Regions from separate parts of the Homo sapiens genome. Here region 2 is linked to region 1. A link is a loop called in an ENCODE intact Hi-C map of the cell type or tissue named here. Cell type or tissue: endothelial cell of umbilical vein. All regions are shown on one strand. Links, peaks and the distances in the headings refer to the core of each region. The heading gives the core; the rest is flanking DNA.

Evidence for each region. Hi-C counts contacts between places; a loop is a spot of excess contacts. Peaks named below come from ENCODE experiments on the same cell type or tissue, not always from the same donor. Only the 100,000 strongest peaks of a DNase experiment are listed, where the experiment ranks them.
Region 2: it touches region 1 in a loop (15-fold over the local background); 1 of 110 quality-filtered maps calls a loop at or near these places.

The regions. Positions count from the first base shown.
Region 1 is chrX:78,088,451-78,096,288 of GRCh38, forward strand. No RefSeq gene overlaps it. Among named protein-coding and RNA genes, the nearest start is that of PGK1, 12 kb to the right of the region's middle. In endothelial cell of umbilical vein, for the core only: a CTCF peak has its summit at 4,141 (motif pointing left); a DNase peak (open chromatin) is centred at 4,131.
Region 2 is chrX:77,442,713-77,450,550 of GRCh38, forward strand. It overlaps FGF16 (fibroblast growth factor 16), which reads left to right and starts at 4,677. Exons shown (of 3, transcript NM_003868.3): 1 at 4,677-5,236. The coding sequence starts at 4,963. RefSeq lists enhancers at 3,575-3,764, 5,710-6,211. In endothelial cell of umbilical vein, for the core only: CTCF peaks have their summits at 1,307 and 3,403 (motif pointing right); DNase peaks (open chromatin) are centred at 1,569 and 3,699; H3K4me3 peaks cover 1,602 bases; H3K27ac peaks cover 3,583 bases.

The sequences.
Region 1 (7,838 bases), core at 1,933-6,932:
TTGGTTGCAATGTGTCCTTTTTCACTTCTGATTTTATTTATTTGAACCATCTCTCTTTTTTTCTTAGTCTGGTAAAGGTTTGTCAATTTTGTTTAACTTTTTGGAAAACCAACTTTTTGTTTCATTGCCCTTTTGTATTATTTTTTCATTTCAATTTGATTTATTTCTGCTCTGATCTTTATTATTTCTTTTCTTCTACTAATTTTGGGTTTGATTTGCTTTTACTTTTCTAGTTCTTTATGATGCATTGTTAGATTGTTCATTTAAAGTTTTTCCTCTTTTTTGATGTAGGCACTTATAGCTGTAACCTTCCCTGTTAGTACTGCTTTTGCTGTATCCCATAGGCTTTGGTATGTTGTGTTTCCATTATTATTCATTTCAAGAAATTTTAAAATTTCTTTTTCTTTTCTTTTAGATGGAGTCTTGCTCTGCCGCTTAGGCTGGAGTGCAGTGGCACGCTCACGGCTCACTGCAACCTCTGCCTCCTGGGTTCAAGCAATTCTCCTGCCTCAGCCTCCCGAGTAGCTGGGACTACAGGTGTGTGCCACCGCGCCCAGCTAATTTTTTGTATTTTTAGTAGAGATGGGGTTTCACTGTGTTAGTCAGGATGGTCTCAATCTCCTGACCTCATGATCCACCTGCCTCAGCCTCCCAAAGTGATGGGATTACAGGTGTGAGCCACTGCACCTGGCCTCAATTTCTTTCTTCATTTCTTCATTGCCCGCTGGTCATTCAGGAGCATATCGTTTAATGTCCATGTATTTGTATAACGAAATTCCTCTTATTAATTTCTAGTTTCATTCCATTTTGTTCAGATAAGATGCTTGATAGTATTTCAATTTTTTGAATGTTTTAAGGCTTGTTTTGTGACATAACATATAGTCTATCCTTGAGAATGATCCATGTGGGGAGGAAAGAAATGTGTATTCTGCAGCTCTTGTGGATGAAATGTTCTGTAAAATCTATTAGATCCATTTGATCTATGATATAGATTAAGTCTGATTTTTTTTTGTTGATTTTCTGTCCAGAAGATACGTTTAATGCTAAAAGTGGGGTGTTGAAGTATGCAGCTAGTATTGTATTGGAACCTTTCTCTCTCTTTATCTCTAATAATATTTGCTTTACATATCTGGGTGCTACAGTGTTTGGTGCATACATATTTAAAACTGTTATATCCTCTTGCTGAATTGACCCCTTTATCATTATATAGTGTCCTTCTTTTTCTCTTCTTATAGTTTTTGTCTTGAAATCTCTTTTGTCTGCTGTAAGTATAGCTACTCCTGCTCTTTTTTGGTTTCCATTGGTATGGAATGTTTTTTTCCTGTCCTTTTAATCTCAGTCTACATGTGTCTTTATAGGTGAAGTATGTTTCTTGTAGCCAACAGATCAATGGCTTTTGTTTTGTCATCCCTTCAGCCATTTTCTGTCTGGAGTGCGGTGGCACAAACTCAGCTCACTACAACCTCCCCACCTCTTGGGTTCAAGTGATCCTTCCATCTCAGCCCCCCGAGTAGCTGGGATTACAGGTGGCTGCCATCACACCCAGTTAATTTTTGTATTTTTAGTAGAGATGGGGCTTCAACATGTTGGCCAGGCTGGTCTCAAATTCCTGACCTCAAGTGATCTGCCCTCCTCAGCCTCCCAAAGTGCTGGGATTACAGGCGTGAGCCACCCCACCTAGCCTCCATTTTATGTCTTTTGTTTGGAGAGTTTAGTCCATTTACAGTCAATGTGATTATCGATAAGTAAGGACTTACTCCTGTCATTTTGTTATTTGTTTTCTGGTTGTTTTGTGGTCTTCTCTTGCTTCTTTTTCTCCTTCTTGAATTCGTTAGTGAAGATAATTTTCTCTAGTGATATGATTTAGTTTCTTGTTTTTTATTTTTTGTGTATCAATTGTATGTTTTATGGTTTGAGGTTGCTATGAGGCTTGGAGATACTATAATCCATTATTTTAAGCTAATGACAACACTGTTTGCATAAACAAGCAAAAAAAAACCCACTAATACTGTATGCCTTAATTTTATACCTCCACTTTTTAACATTTTATTGTTTCTATATATATTTTATTGTACTGTCTGAGTCTTGAAAAGTCATTGCAGTTATTATTTTTGGATTGGTTCATTGTTTAGTCTTTCTACTTAAGATAAGAGTAGTTACACAAAACAGTTACAGTGTTATAATGTTCTGTGTTTTTCTTTGTACTTACTATTACCAGTGAGTTTTGTACCTTCAGATGATTACTTATATCTCATTAATGTCCTTTTTTTTCTGATTGAAGTACTCCCTTTAGCATTTCTTATAGGACAAGTCTGATGTTAATGAAATCCCTCAGCTTTTGTTTTTCTGGGAAAATCTATTTCTCATTCATGTTTGAAGGATATTTTCACCAAACGTACTATTCCAGGGTAAACATTTTTTTTTTCCTTCAGCACTTTAAATATGTCATGCCACTCTCTCGGCCTTAAGGTTTCCACTGAAAAGTCTGCTGCCTGATGTATTGAAGGTCCATTTAATTTTAATTGTTTCTGTTTTCTTGCTGCTTTTAAAATTTTGTCTTTATCCTTCATCTTTGGGAGTTTGATAGTAAATGCTTTGAGGGAATCTTCTTTGAGTTAAATCTGCTTGGTATTCTATAACCTTGTTTTTGGATATTGATATATTTCTTTAGGTTTGCGAAGTTCTCTGTTATTATCCCTTTGAATAAACTTTCTACCCCTATGTCTTTCTCTACCTCTGCTTTAAGGCCAATAACTCTTAGATTTGCCCTTTTGAGGCTATTTTCTATATCCTATAGGCATGCTTTATTGTTTTTTATTATTTTTTCTTTTGTCTCCTGTGTATTTTGAAATAGCCTGTCTTCAAGATCACTAATTCTTTCTTCTGTTTGAGCAATTCTGCTATTAATGGACTCTGATGCATTCTTCAGTATGCCAATTGCATTTTTCAACTCCAGCAATTCTGCTTGATTCTTTTTAATTATTTCAATCTCTTTGTTAAATATATCTGATACAATTCTGCATTCCTTCTCTGTGTTATCTTGAATTTTTTTGAGTTTCCTCAACACAGATATTTTGAATTCTCTGTCTGAAAGATTACATATATGTTCCTCCAGGATTGATTCTTGGTGCCTTATTTAGTTCATTTGGTAAGGCTATGCTTTCCTGAATGTTGTTGTTGCTAGTAGATATTCTTTGGTGTCTGGGCATTAAGGAGTTAGGTCTTTATTGTAGTCTTCACTGTCTGGGGTTATTTGTAGCTGTCCTTCTTGGGGAGGCTTTTCAGATATTTGAAAGAACTTCAGTGTTGTGATCTAAGCTATATCTTCTTTAGGGGGCACTCCAAGCTCAGTAATGCTGTGGTTTTTGCAAACTCATAGAGGTACTGCCTTGATGGTCTTGCATAAGATCTGAGCGAATTCTCTGGATTGCCAGGCAGAGACCCTTGTTCTCTTCCCTTACTATCTCCCAAACATACTGAGTCTCTCTCTCTGTTCTGAGCCACCTAAAGCTGGGGATGGAGTGACACAAGCACCCCTGTGGCCAACACTACTTTGACTGCTTTGGGTCAGACCTGAGGTCAGCACAGCACTGCGTCTTCCCCAAGGCCTGCTGTGACCACTCCGTCGCTACTGCTTATGTCCGTCGCTACTGCTTATGTTCCCTCCAGGCCCTGGGCCTCTACAATCAGCAGGTGGCAAAGCAAGTGAGGCCTGTATTCTTTCCTTCAGGGCAGCAAGGTTCCTCAGGCCCCAGTTGGGTCTGGAAGTGCTGTCTAGGGGCCAGGGACAACAATCAAATATCTTAGATATCTACCTGTTGTTTTACTGTATTGCGGCTGAGCTGGCACTCAAACCACAAGATGCAGTCCTTTCCACTCTTCCCTCCCCTTTGCAAAGGAAGATGAGCCCCACCCAGTAGCTACTGCCACCCTAGGCCATGAGGAGTATTGTCAGGCTGTAGCCGATGTTCTCTTAAGCCCCAAGGTCTAAGTCAGCCTGTGGTGAATGCTGCCTGGCTTGGGACTGCCCAGGCTTGCCCCTTCAGGGCAGTGGTTTTCCCTCTGGGCCAGGGCATGTCCAGAAATGTCATCGAAGAGTTAAGTCCTGGAATCAGAGCCCCAAGTGCCTGCTTGGTGCTCTACTACCCCCCTGTGGCTGTTCTGGTACCTAAGCCCCCTTACTTTTCTTTCTGCTTTTCTCAAGCAGAAGGAATTTTTCCTGGTAACCACCACAGCTGGTAATGTGCTGAGTTCCATGTGAATCCAGCAAATCTCAGAGGCTCACTGAAGGCCCTTGATGTAGTACCTGGGTATTGCTGCTGGTTATTCAGGGCCCAAGGGCTCTTCAGTTAGCAAGTGATAAATGCTGCCAGGACTGGGTCGTTTCCTTCAAAGCAGTAGGTTCCCTTCTAGAAATGTCATCTGGGAGCTAGGGTCTGAAACAGAGGTCTCACAACTCAGACTGGTGCCCTATCCTGCTGTGACTGAGCTGGTTTCCTAGATGCAAGACAAAGTCCTCCCTACTCTTCCCTCTCCTCTCCTTAAGTGGAATGAAGAGGTCTCTTTTGGAGCCTCAAGCTGTGCAGCCTGGGGTTAGGGGAGGGGTGATCCCAGCACTCCCTTGGCTGCCCCAGCTGGTGTTTCGGTATGACACATCGTGCCCCCTCATTCCACTGCCTTTAGGCCTAGTTCAAGACTAGGGCTGCCTAAGAGTTGCAGTCCTTATGGCCTAGACAGTCTTTCAAGTTTGCTTGGAGACACGGAGTGCTGTAGCCCTCGGTGGCAAGGTTTGCATGCACTCAAGATGGGATCGCTGGGACTGGCAATTCCCCTCTGGCTAGGGTTGGTTTAAATGCTCGCTCTGTGGGCAGGTGTCATCTAAGTTTGATTCAGGTTTCCTTTCTACTCTAACAGGATGGTACTGAGTCCAGTGCCTCACAATTGCTGTGCTCTGCCTCCCCCACCTCCCAGAGATGCTCTCCACACCATGCTTTTGCTACCAGGGTAGGGGAGGGGTGGCGTTATAGATCCAGGACTGTTTTTCCTATCTCTTCAGTACGTCTTTCAGTAATACGAAGTTAAAACAAGGTACTAGGAGTGCTTATCTAATTTTTGGTTCTTATGAAGGTGTTGTTTTCTGTGTAGATAGTTGTTAATTTTGTGTTTTTGCAGACTGGGGGGGATGGCCCGTGGAGCTTTCTCTTCCCCCATCTTGCTCTGCCTCGACTTATCAAGAAAAGGAATGTATATTTTACAGTCATGGAGGCAAAGAAGTCCAAGATTGACAAGCTACATCTGGTGAGGGCCTTCTTGCAGGCAGGAACTCCCTGAAGAGTTCCAAGGTGGCACAGGGCAGCATGTGGCAAGGGGGCTTACTGTGCTAGCATGCTAGTTCAGGTCTCTCTTCTTTCTCTTACAAAGCCACCAGTTCCCCTCCCATGATAACTCATAACCCATTAATTTATTAATTCATGAATGGATTAATCCATTCTTGAGGGTAGAGCCTACATGATCCAATCACCTCTTAAAGGCCTCACCTCTCAATACTGCCACATTGGGGATTAAGTTTCAACATGAGTTTTGGAAGTGACGTTCAGACCACAGCAGTATGCATCTCTAAAATACAAGGACATTTCCTCACATAATCACAATACTATTATCATACCTAAATTAACAGCAATCCCTTAATATCATCTAAAACCTAGTCATATGCATACTTCCCCAATAGCCTCTAAATGTCTTTAATGCACTCAGCATGAAAACATGTACTAGAATATAAAATATTAGAGTGTGTTGCATGTAGAAAGGGTAAGCATTATTTCTTGAAAATGTGTCTGTGTGTGTGTGTGTGTGTGTGTGTGTGTGTGCTGGATTGCAAAACTAAAATGTTTTCTGTTTGTTTTTTGCTGTGGGACATGGTAAAAAAAAGTTGGAAACTTTTATGTAGATGGTGAAAGTATCTATAAAGTCAAAAACAAAAGCAAGATGTTCAATAACACTGCTTCTTGTCAACATTTTCTTGGAGGTTCCAGTCAATGTGAAAGAGAAAGAAAAATGTATAAATATTATAAAGAAAGAGACAAAACTGTCATTGTTTGCAAACAATATAATTTTCTTCTAGAAAATCTGAGAGGATACATATAGCCGAAAAGCTTTGTCTTATTGTTTTTGAAAGTAATGTTGGCCGGGCGTGGTGGCTCACACCTGTAATCCCAGTACTTTGGGAGGCCGAGGCGGGTGGATCACCTGAGGTCATGAGTTTGAAACCAGCCTGGCCAACATGGTGAAACTCTGTCTCTATTAAAAATACAAATATTAGCAGGGCATGACGGTGCATGCCAGTAATCTCAGCTACTTGGGAGGCAGAGGCAGGAGAATCACTTGAATCCGGGAGGCAAAGTTTGGAGTGAGCCGAGATCATGCCACTGCACTCCAGCCTGGGCAACAGAGCAAAACTCTGTCTGAAAAAAAAAAAATAAATAAAAAGAAAGTACTGTCAAAAATTTAATTCCCATTTGTTCAGTCATTCACATCCATATCCAAATTTTCTTCCACATGCAGTTCACAGTTATTTCTAGATTGGTGAGTGGGACAGGATTGTTTGGTTTTGATGAAACTCACAGGAAAATGAGACAGCATCGGCTGGGTGTGGTGGCTCATGCCTGTAATCCCAGCACTTTGGGAGGCTGAAGAGAGAGGGTTGCTTGCAGCCAGGAGCTCAAGATCAGCCTGGGCAATAGTGCGAGACCCCGTCTCTACAAAATTAAAAAGTTAGCTGACTGTGGTGGTGTGTGCCTATAGCCCTTGGTACTCGGGACGCTGAGGCAGGAAAATGGCTTGAGCCTGGAGGAGGGCTTGAGCCCAGGGGTTCCAGGATGCTGTGAACTATGATGATGCCACTGTACTCCAGAATGGGCAACAGGGCGAGACACTGTCTCTCCAAAGAAAACAAACAAACAAAAAAAGAAAAGAAAAGAAAATGAGATAGCATCTGTTTAGATATAATGCCCTAGCATTGTTTATGTTTTGTTGTGTGTTCTTACTGTTTTTCTGCTATACTTCTGTCCATCCTTTATTTTATTTTAGAGACAAAGTCTCACTCTTTCGTCCATGCTGGAGTGCAGTAGTGCGATCATAGCTCACTGCATCCTCAAACTCCTGGGATCAAGCAATCCTTCTGCTTCAGGTTCCTGAGTCACTGGACTACAGAAGTGCACCATCACACTCAGCCTCCATCTTTTATTTTTAACCTTTCGATTGATGTATACATACATAAAAGCAAACATATTGTAAGCTGATGAAATTCCAGAAACTGAAAACACCCATGTAATGGGCAGCCAATCAGCAAACAGAACATTGTTAGCACCCAGAAGCCTCCTTGTGTCCCTTTCAGTCATTACTTGCTCCTCAACTCCCCAAATAATTAAAATAAATTTAACAGATTTAAAGTGATGGCAACAAGAGGAATTATTATAAACAGAATCATACTCTAAGCACACTTGCTATAACGCAAAAAATCTTTTGTAATTCGAGTAAACACTTACCTCTTATCATCTGAGCTTTGATATATATTTGGTTTTGTTAAAGCAGAGCACATTTTAAAATATATTCCACAGCCAAAATGATATTTGTTTTGAATTATTTGATAGCTTGAATTATCTAACATTGCTCACCTCCATTGGTAAAAGTACTTAAATTACATATATTTAATTTATTGTCCTTTATGTTTAATGATAACATGGCTAATAGTGAGAGAAATGTGATGTGGTGGATGGTTCAGTGTATGACCACTAATTATTTTAATACTATGCATATGTGAACATTATCCTTTAGTTTGT
Region 2 (7,838 bases), core at 1,244-6,243, 650 kb before region 1:
TTAAATTTAAAGCTCTTAGAAAAGTGCCTGGCCCTTAAGAGGCTCAATAAATGGAATTATACAAAGGAGTAATTTCCTGTTTTTCCCAGGCCTTCACTACCTCACTACCTGCTTGCCCACCCACAGCTGACAATGTGGTCACCCTGTTTCTGAGTCACGCCTTCTAGAGCCCAGAGAGAACAAGACTGGCCCAATATCACACAGAAAGATTAATAGGATTGGAATTGATTGCTTTGGGGTGACTCAGCAGGCCAGTGGCCAGTGTTCTTATCTACTTCATCTCCTCCTTAGGAAAAAATGAGCATAGTTAGAGGAAACCTTGGGAGGAAATATGGCTGGGGCCAGGCAGGATGTAAATAATATTAAGAACAATGACAACTTAATATGTGCCAGGCACAGCTTTAAGTACTTTCTGTGTATTTTATTCAAACCTCACAGCAACCCTATGAATTGATAACTACCATCATCACCTGCATCATACCTAAGAGAAAACTGAGGCTCCAACACCTAGAATGGCTTAAAGCTGGGGTTATGAACCCAGGCAGTCTAACACCAGAGATGGAGTGTTCAACCACTACACTATACTGCTTTCCACATAAAGCAAAGAAAACAGAAGGAGAGAGGAGGCAGGAACAAAAGACAATGGAGCGATACAAGTTCTTTTTGAAGTAAGTTGATTGAGGCAGTCTAGTGTTTTGGTTAAGCACTAATTTAAGACCAAGGTTTAAAAAGTAACTGGGTTTAAGGCTTGCCTCTGCTACTAGTTATTGATTTTCTTTGGACCTTAGCTTCCTCATCTGTAAAATGGATTTCATAGGCCAGGCGTGATGGTTCACATCTGTAATCCCAGCACTTTGGGAGGCCAAGGCAGGAGGATTGCTTGAGGCCAGGAGTTTGAGACCAGCCTGGGCAACATAGTGAGACCTCATCTCTACAAAAAACAATTGTTTTTTAATTAACTGGGCGTGGCGGTACCTGCTTGTAGTCCTAGATACTCAGGAGGCTGAGGTGAGAGGATCTCTAGAGACCAGGAGTTCAAGGCTATACAGGGAGCCATGATTGTGCCACAGCACTCTAGCCTGAGTGACAAAGTGAGATCCTGTCTCTAAAAAAGTAAATAAATAAAAATAAAATAAAATAATTAAAAACTAACTAGTATTTCTTAGAGTTGTGATAAGGTTTACAGAAGATAATGCACATAACATGCCAAGGGCAGTACTTAACACACCTACATAAGTACTCAGTAAGAGCAACTAATGTCATTGGTTATTCCACCTTCAGGATTTGCCTAGCTATACAGCTCCCCCTGCCCGTTCCCAGGGAATACCAATTAGGAAGGAAAAAAATTGTAAATTGTCCAGAAAATGAAGAACTGGGCAGAGTAACAGTTCTAGACATCCTTTCCCATCTCTCAGGGGTATGTGTGGGCATGGGGTGGGGGGTGGTTAGCGAGCACCAGCATTATTAGCATCACTGTCTCCTTTCTCAAGGAACAGAGCCTGCCAGATTATCCCCCAGCCTTTGGTTGCTTATAGACTGAGTCAGAACTCTTTTTTTCCTTCAGTTTTGTTTTTCCACATCCTTTTCACATCAACCCTGTGAGGTATTGGGAAAGGAGGAAGTAATCTCAAATGTGTTAAATGTCTTCCATGTGGTGGACACAATGCTGGCACTTTCCATCAGTGCCCAATACCTCACAATACCACTGTGAAGGGATGCACTTATCCTCACTTTATAAATGATGTCCTGAATCCAGGGAAGGTTTGCTTTCTTTATTAACGTACATTTTCCTCTCATCCGATATATTCAATACTACTCTGGTCTGAGGTTGCATCCTGCTGAGGATTTTCCGTAAACTAAACTATAGGGAAATTTCACTGTCCTCAACATGCCAATCTTTGCATAATCCTAAATCCCATGAGTTGAGAATAATTTGCCACCAGTGGAGCTGAGATCAATTTATGACTCTGCTATTTACTTGTTAGGATTCTGTACTAGTCACTTAACCTCCCCCTCTATTTCCTCATTTCTAATATGGGGATAATGACAACTTCTGCTCCATGAGGTTGTGAAAATAAAATAACTTCCTTGAAAGTGCTCTGTCAACTGAGATGCTTGACATGGAAACATTATTTAAAACAGAACCATCAGATCGCTTAATCTCAAAAGAGCCCCAGATGGGCAATGGAATACCTGTATCTCTGACCTTCGATCAAGTAGGACTCCAGATTTGCCAACTGCGGTTGGCGACTTTGGGAATGTTGGGGGACAGAGAATGCAGAAATACCCTGAAGTGGCTGTTGAGGAAATGATCTTTGCCATAATCAGTGTGTAATCTATATCATCATGGAGACATCTAAATCTTTTATATAACATGCTTCTCAAAGCAGTTTCATTTATACTATTTCATGTGGCACTCAATACTCATTTGAGGTACTGAGCACTGATGGAAAGTGCCCAGCATTGTGTCCACCACATGGAAGACACTTAACACATTTGAGATTAAATTAAAATTGTTCCACTTGCTTCGTTACAACTTTCCTCTTCCCGCAAGTGGTTCATCTGAATTTGCAAAATCCTTCCCATCTTCCCTTTGGGGCCCATTCATTACAAAGGACACCTTAGTCCAGAACCAGGCCCTAAACCTCCAGATGAGTCTTTCTGAATCCACACAGCACTGTGCACTTGACACTGTCTTGTACTCCAGTCATTTATGTACTTGTCTTAACCTCTTCCCTTCCTTTTCCACCTTCCCACTAAATTCAAAAACTCTTTGAAGAAGGAAGAAAGAAGAAAGATTGATTTCTTTGTATTTCACCAACCTAATAGTTGCTTTATGTCAGTCTCATTTTATAAAGCTTTTAATTATGGAAATTTTCATATGTAATTTCATATATATATATAAAGTATAATTAAACACCAATATACCCCTCACCCAGCTTAACAATTAGCGACACAAGGACAATAATCGCATCTATACCTCCACTCCTTCTGCCTTCTTACTTTGAATAATTTAATAGCAAATCCCAGACAGCGTATGATTTCATCCATAAATACTTCAATATGAATGACACTTTCTGCATTTCTGTGTCCCCTACAATTGGAAGATGACTTGCATCTATGTCCGCTGCTACTGGGAGCACCTCAGATTATTTCTGAGTGTGCCTATTATGTGCCGCATCTTGTGCTTGGCTTCAGAGGTTCTGTCTGAGCTGCAGAGGCACAACAGTACCAAGCCACAATACTCCCAAACGAGAATTGCTACGGTTCCAGGGGAGTGAGCTCAGGGTGCACGTGGGAGCCCAGGAGTAGGACCCTGAATTGCACTAAGTGAATTGAGCGGAATCGGTTTTCTCATCTCATGGTGACCCTGAGTTCAAAGTTGCCACGAGACTAGGGGTCGCCAGCAGGAGGCGCTGCAAAGAGAGGGGATGGCGCGGGGCTCCCTGTGTTCAGTTTCTCCTGAGGGAGCCTGGGAAGGCAGCCATCGCCGGCTGCGGGTGAAAACCAAGTAACAACACCCTTTCACAGGCGATCGGGACGCCGAGTGCCAGGGCCCAATAGGTGCCCCAGGATTCAGGTTCGGGGCACAGGTGCAGGGGTGCAGGGCAGGTCTGGCACCTGCTCCCCAGGACTTCTGGACGCTGCCCGTTGACCTGGCTGCCGCCGGTTCCTGTCCCAACTGCCGCTCTTCCTGATAGAATATCTCGGAGCAAGGCACTGGACAGAACGAGGAAACACCTGTTTCCAACAAGAAACGAGGTAGGGGGGAAGCCCCCACCAGGCTTCCAATGGCCTCTCATTGAGCTTGCTCTCGAGAGCCTCTTAAAAGCGCGCCCAGAAAGCCAGCGGAGATCATTTTTCAAAAAGATCGCTTTCTATTTCTTACTCCCCCTCTCCTTTTCCTAAGCCTAAGCTGTAACGTCTCTTTCTTTAAAAAAATAAAAATTCATCTTTCCTCTGAGGGGTTTCCCGCTCCTCTCAGACCCCGTAAGGCCCTCCCCTTGGAATCTGCAAGGACCACCACCCCCAACCCCAAATTTTGCAACTGCATTGGCTTCCAGGTTTTTCACTTCCTCGGTACCCCGCCAACCTATACAGGTAGGAATTAGGACTTGGGGGCCGTGGAACAAAGAAACCAGGGAGTCCCTGTCCCGGGTCAGATGCCCTTTCCGCAGCCTCCGACCAACTGGGGAACAAGAGGAGATCAGGAGCATGTGAACCCCCCAACTCCCGTCTCATGGCACTTTCCAAAGGCTAGCACAGCAGCCCGAGGACGCGTGGGAGGTGGGGACAGCCCCCGGGCAGCAGACAGACAGACCCCCACGGAACAGGCCTTGAGTGGCCGTGCGCGCCAGCGGCCTCCACGCACTGGGCTCTGTTATTTCATCAGCAGTTTCAGAAGAACCTGCCAAAAGCAGTTATGCCTCACTGCAATGTGTAGCTTTTTCCTGCCATTTTTTCATAATAAAAGAGGGAGTGAAGCTCGCTCGCTCTCTCCCTCCACCCCCCTCTCCCAAAAAGAGCCAAATGGATGCAAGAAAAAAAAAAAAAAAAGAACCCACACACCAATCTCCGAGGGGATGCCAATGAGGTGTGGCTTGTATTTAAATATCCAATATGTCAATGTAAGGGGAGTGGGTATGTATATAAAGTGCCGTTTGCATCTGATAGCTGGACGAAGCCAGCTATGAGAGGCCGGGGGAGATGGATGCGGAGGGGAAGAGGCACTTTGACTGAGAGCAAGGTCAGGAGCACGCTGCCCCGCGCTCCCCGCCACTGAGAAGTTCCTTGGACGCGAACAGACGTCGACTGCAGCTCGGCAGAGCGCGGAGCAAGCGAGCTAGCGAGGGAGCGCCGCCGAACCGCCCGCGCCCGCTGCGGGGAGAGGCAGTTCGCGCCCCGTGGCCCCGGCTCGGCCCGCGCGCGCCCAGCACAACCAGCGCCGCAATCGGCCCAGCCATGGCAGAGGTGGGGGGCGTCTTCGCCTCCTTGGACTGGGATCTACACGGCTTCTCCTCGTCTCTGGGGAACGTGCCCTTAGCTGACTCCCCAGGTTTCCTGAACGAGCGCCTGGGCCAAATCGAGGGGAAGCTGCAGCGTGGCTCACCCACAGACTTCGCCCACCTAAAGGGGATCCTGCGGCGCCGCCAGCTCTACTGCCGCACCGGCTTCCACCTGGAGATCTTCCCCAACGGCACGGTGCACGGGACCCGCCACGACCACAGCCGCTTCGGTGAGGACGCGGTCGGGGGAACGGGAGGCGGGCGGACGGCGCACTGGGGAGCCCACAGCTCCGGGCTCAGGCGTAGGGCCCGCAGACCGCCCCCGGGCTTGGTGTCGTCCGGGCCAGTCGAGGCGAGACACGACGGCGCGGTCGTGGGCCTCTCGACATCAGGGGGCCCTGCACCCTCGGACACTTTCAGGTGGGGGCGGGGGCGCCTTGCGGTGGGGCCTCTCCTTTCGCCGCTCCACAGTATCTCCCCAGGGAGCAAGGGGGTAGTTCTGGGAGCTGGACTCTAAGCCTTGAATGAAAGCAGGTGGAGCTGAGACAGGGGTGGGAGCTCTCGCCTAGGAGGCCGGGACCGTGGCTGCAGCGCGGGCCGAGCCTCGAAGGCAGCAGGGCTGTGGCAGCTGATTTCCTGGAACAGGATCCTGCATGGGCCGTGGGCATGTGAGGCGGTCGGCCGGCACACAAATCGCTTTTGGCCCGTGGGTACCAGGCAGCTGTGGCCTCCGCCTGCCTTGGGGTCGCTCTGTCCAGGGTAGGAGACAATCCAGGCAGCCTGGCACGAATTGGGAATCTAGGAAAACCTCGCGGTGTCCACCGTGTAAGGGCACAAGTCCTGGGGCAGCTTTTGCCGGAAACTACCTCTGGACTCCTTGCCTCAGTGAGGAAACCGTCCTGGGCCCACTCCCAGTCCCAGAAACAGTTGTCTCTTGGGCCCAAAGCAGGAAACGTTCAACCTCCATCCAGGATTGTCTGTTTGCCTGCCACTATACAAACTGTTCAACACAGCTGCCTGTCTCACATATAGAACTAATTACACAATTAATATAAGCCTTGATCTGAGACAAAGATCATTAGGTTTCTAAGCAAATGTGTTCGCTCCTCGGTAATTTGCCATTTTTATTTTCAATTTCCAATTCTATACTAAGACATCATGGGGGGTTCTGTGACAGCTACCTTTGCCCCTCCGCATCCTCCAATGTCCTCTGCTTCCTCCCAAGGACCCTATAATCCAAGAAAGACACCTTTTCCCCAAGCCAGTAAGATGTTCTGCCTACACTCAGACATGACACCCTTCCCTTCTTTTTCCCACCCTCCTTCTTGCCAACATCTGCCCCAAACCCCCCAAACCTCTCCATCCTCCTATTCTCCATGCCTTGCTAGAGCTGCATCTGGAGTGCACAGCAAAAAGGGGAACATAGGGGCCAGTGCGGGGTAAGGCCAAGCCTAGCAAACAACTTAGGGGCAGGGTTGGTCTTCCTTGCTGGGAACAGGCAGAAACCCTAATGAGGTCTATGGTATCTTGGAAAAATGCACTCAAACATAGCTAGAGTACAGTAGGTTGGGAGGGGTAATGGAGGGGTGCAGGTGTCTGTATAAACTTGCAGCAGGTCCTCAAAAGGGTGATAAGGTGGAGTGGGAGGAGAGGGAGTGTTAACTTGGCTCCTTTCCCTTTCATTGCTTGTGATTTTGCAGTCCCCTTTTGTTCCTCTTCTTAAGGAATAGGACTCCCACACTGGCCTCAGAGGCTTCCTGAAATGGCATAAAGATACCAGAGTAACTCATTGCCGATATGTAACCAAAAAAAAAGATCATGAAATGATGGAGAGATGTGGGGTGGGGGTAGCGAAAGTGGAAAAATTATGAGCACACCTCCCAGCAGCTCCAAATATTTTTCTGATTTTGTGCCTAAGCTGAGCCCAGTAACCTACAAGGTCAACATAAATCAGTAATAGGCTCTTGGGATAAGTGGTCTTTAATTACCTCCCTAAAGACACATCTTGATTTCTTTTCATTTCCCAGGTCTGCTAAGGGTGTTAAGTTTAAGGAGAAACCAAAGGAAATAAGATTGGCAGGAGGAAGGGACATTTTCACTGCTGCTTAACTGACTGCTTCATTTTTGGTTTTGCCTTTGAAAAAGAAAACAACACTGGCTAAGAGCACCTCTGCATCACCTTTTCCTTTTCCTCCTTCCCTGACTTCCTGTCACTTTCCTGCACTTCCTGTAAAGAAAATGATAACTGGCCAAAGCTGTCTCTTTGTAACCTTCCCTGCCAACTTTAAAACACATACTCTTTCTCAGTTTAGCTTTTGGCACAGAAAGAGGTGGCGTTCAAGTTTGCTAACTCTTTCCTCCCTCCACATTTGAGTTAATCAGCCAGGGTATTCAATAAATTGAAACTTTAACATTCCATAAGTGCTTTAGCAGTCAACATTCCAGCAGGGTAAAGTAGGCCAGACTTAAGATATAAAATATTATAGATTTCTGCTAGGGGGGAAGAGGTAGTCTCCAAAAGCCATGTGAAGTAAATAGCTATTTGTTGTAATTGGAGAGCAGGGCCCCCAAGGATTACCCTGGAATCCATGTGTTCAGAACAAGTCAGGCTAAGCCCAAGAGCAGTCCCGACTCCAAATAATAACCTGTTGGCACAGCATATGCTCTCCGCTCTCCATCTGCAATCAGTAGCCAGGAGTATTTCAATCACCGCCTGGCTGGTAGCATTTATATGAAGTTCACAAGGATACTGACATTCCGAGGGGCACCTGTGGACTGGCAGAGCAGAGCTTGGGAGCCAAACTGAAGGAGAGTCCTCCCACCAGGTGGGAT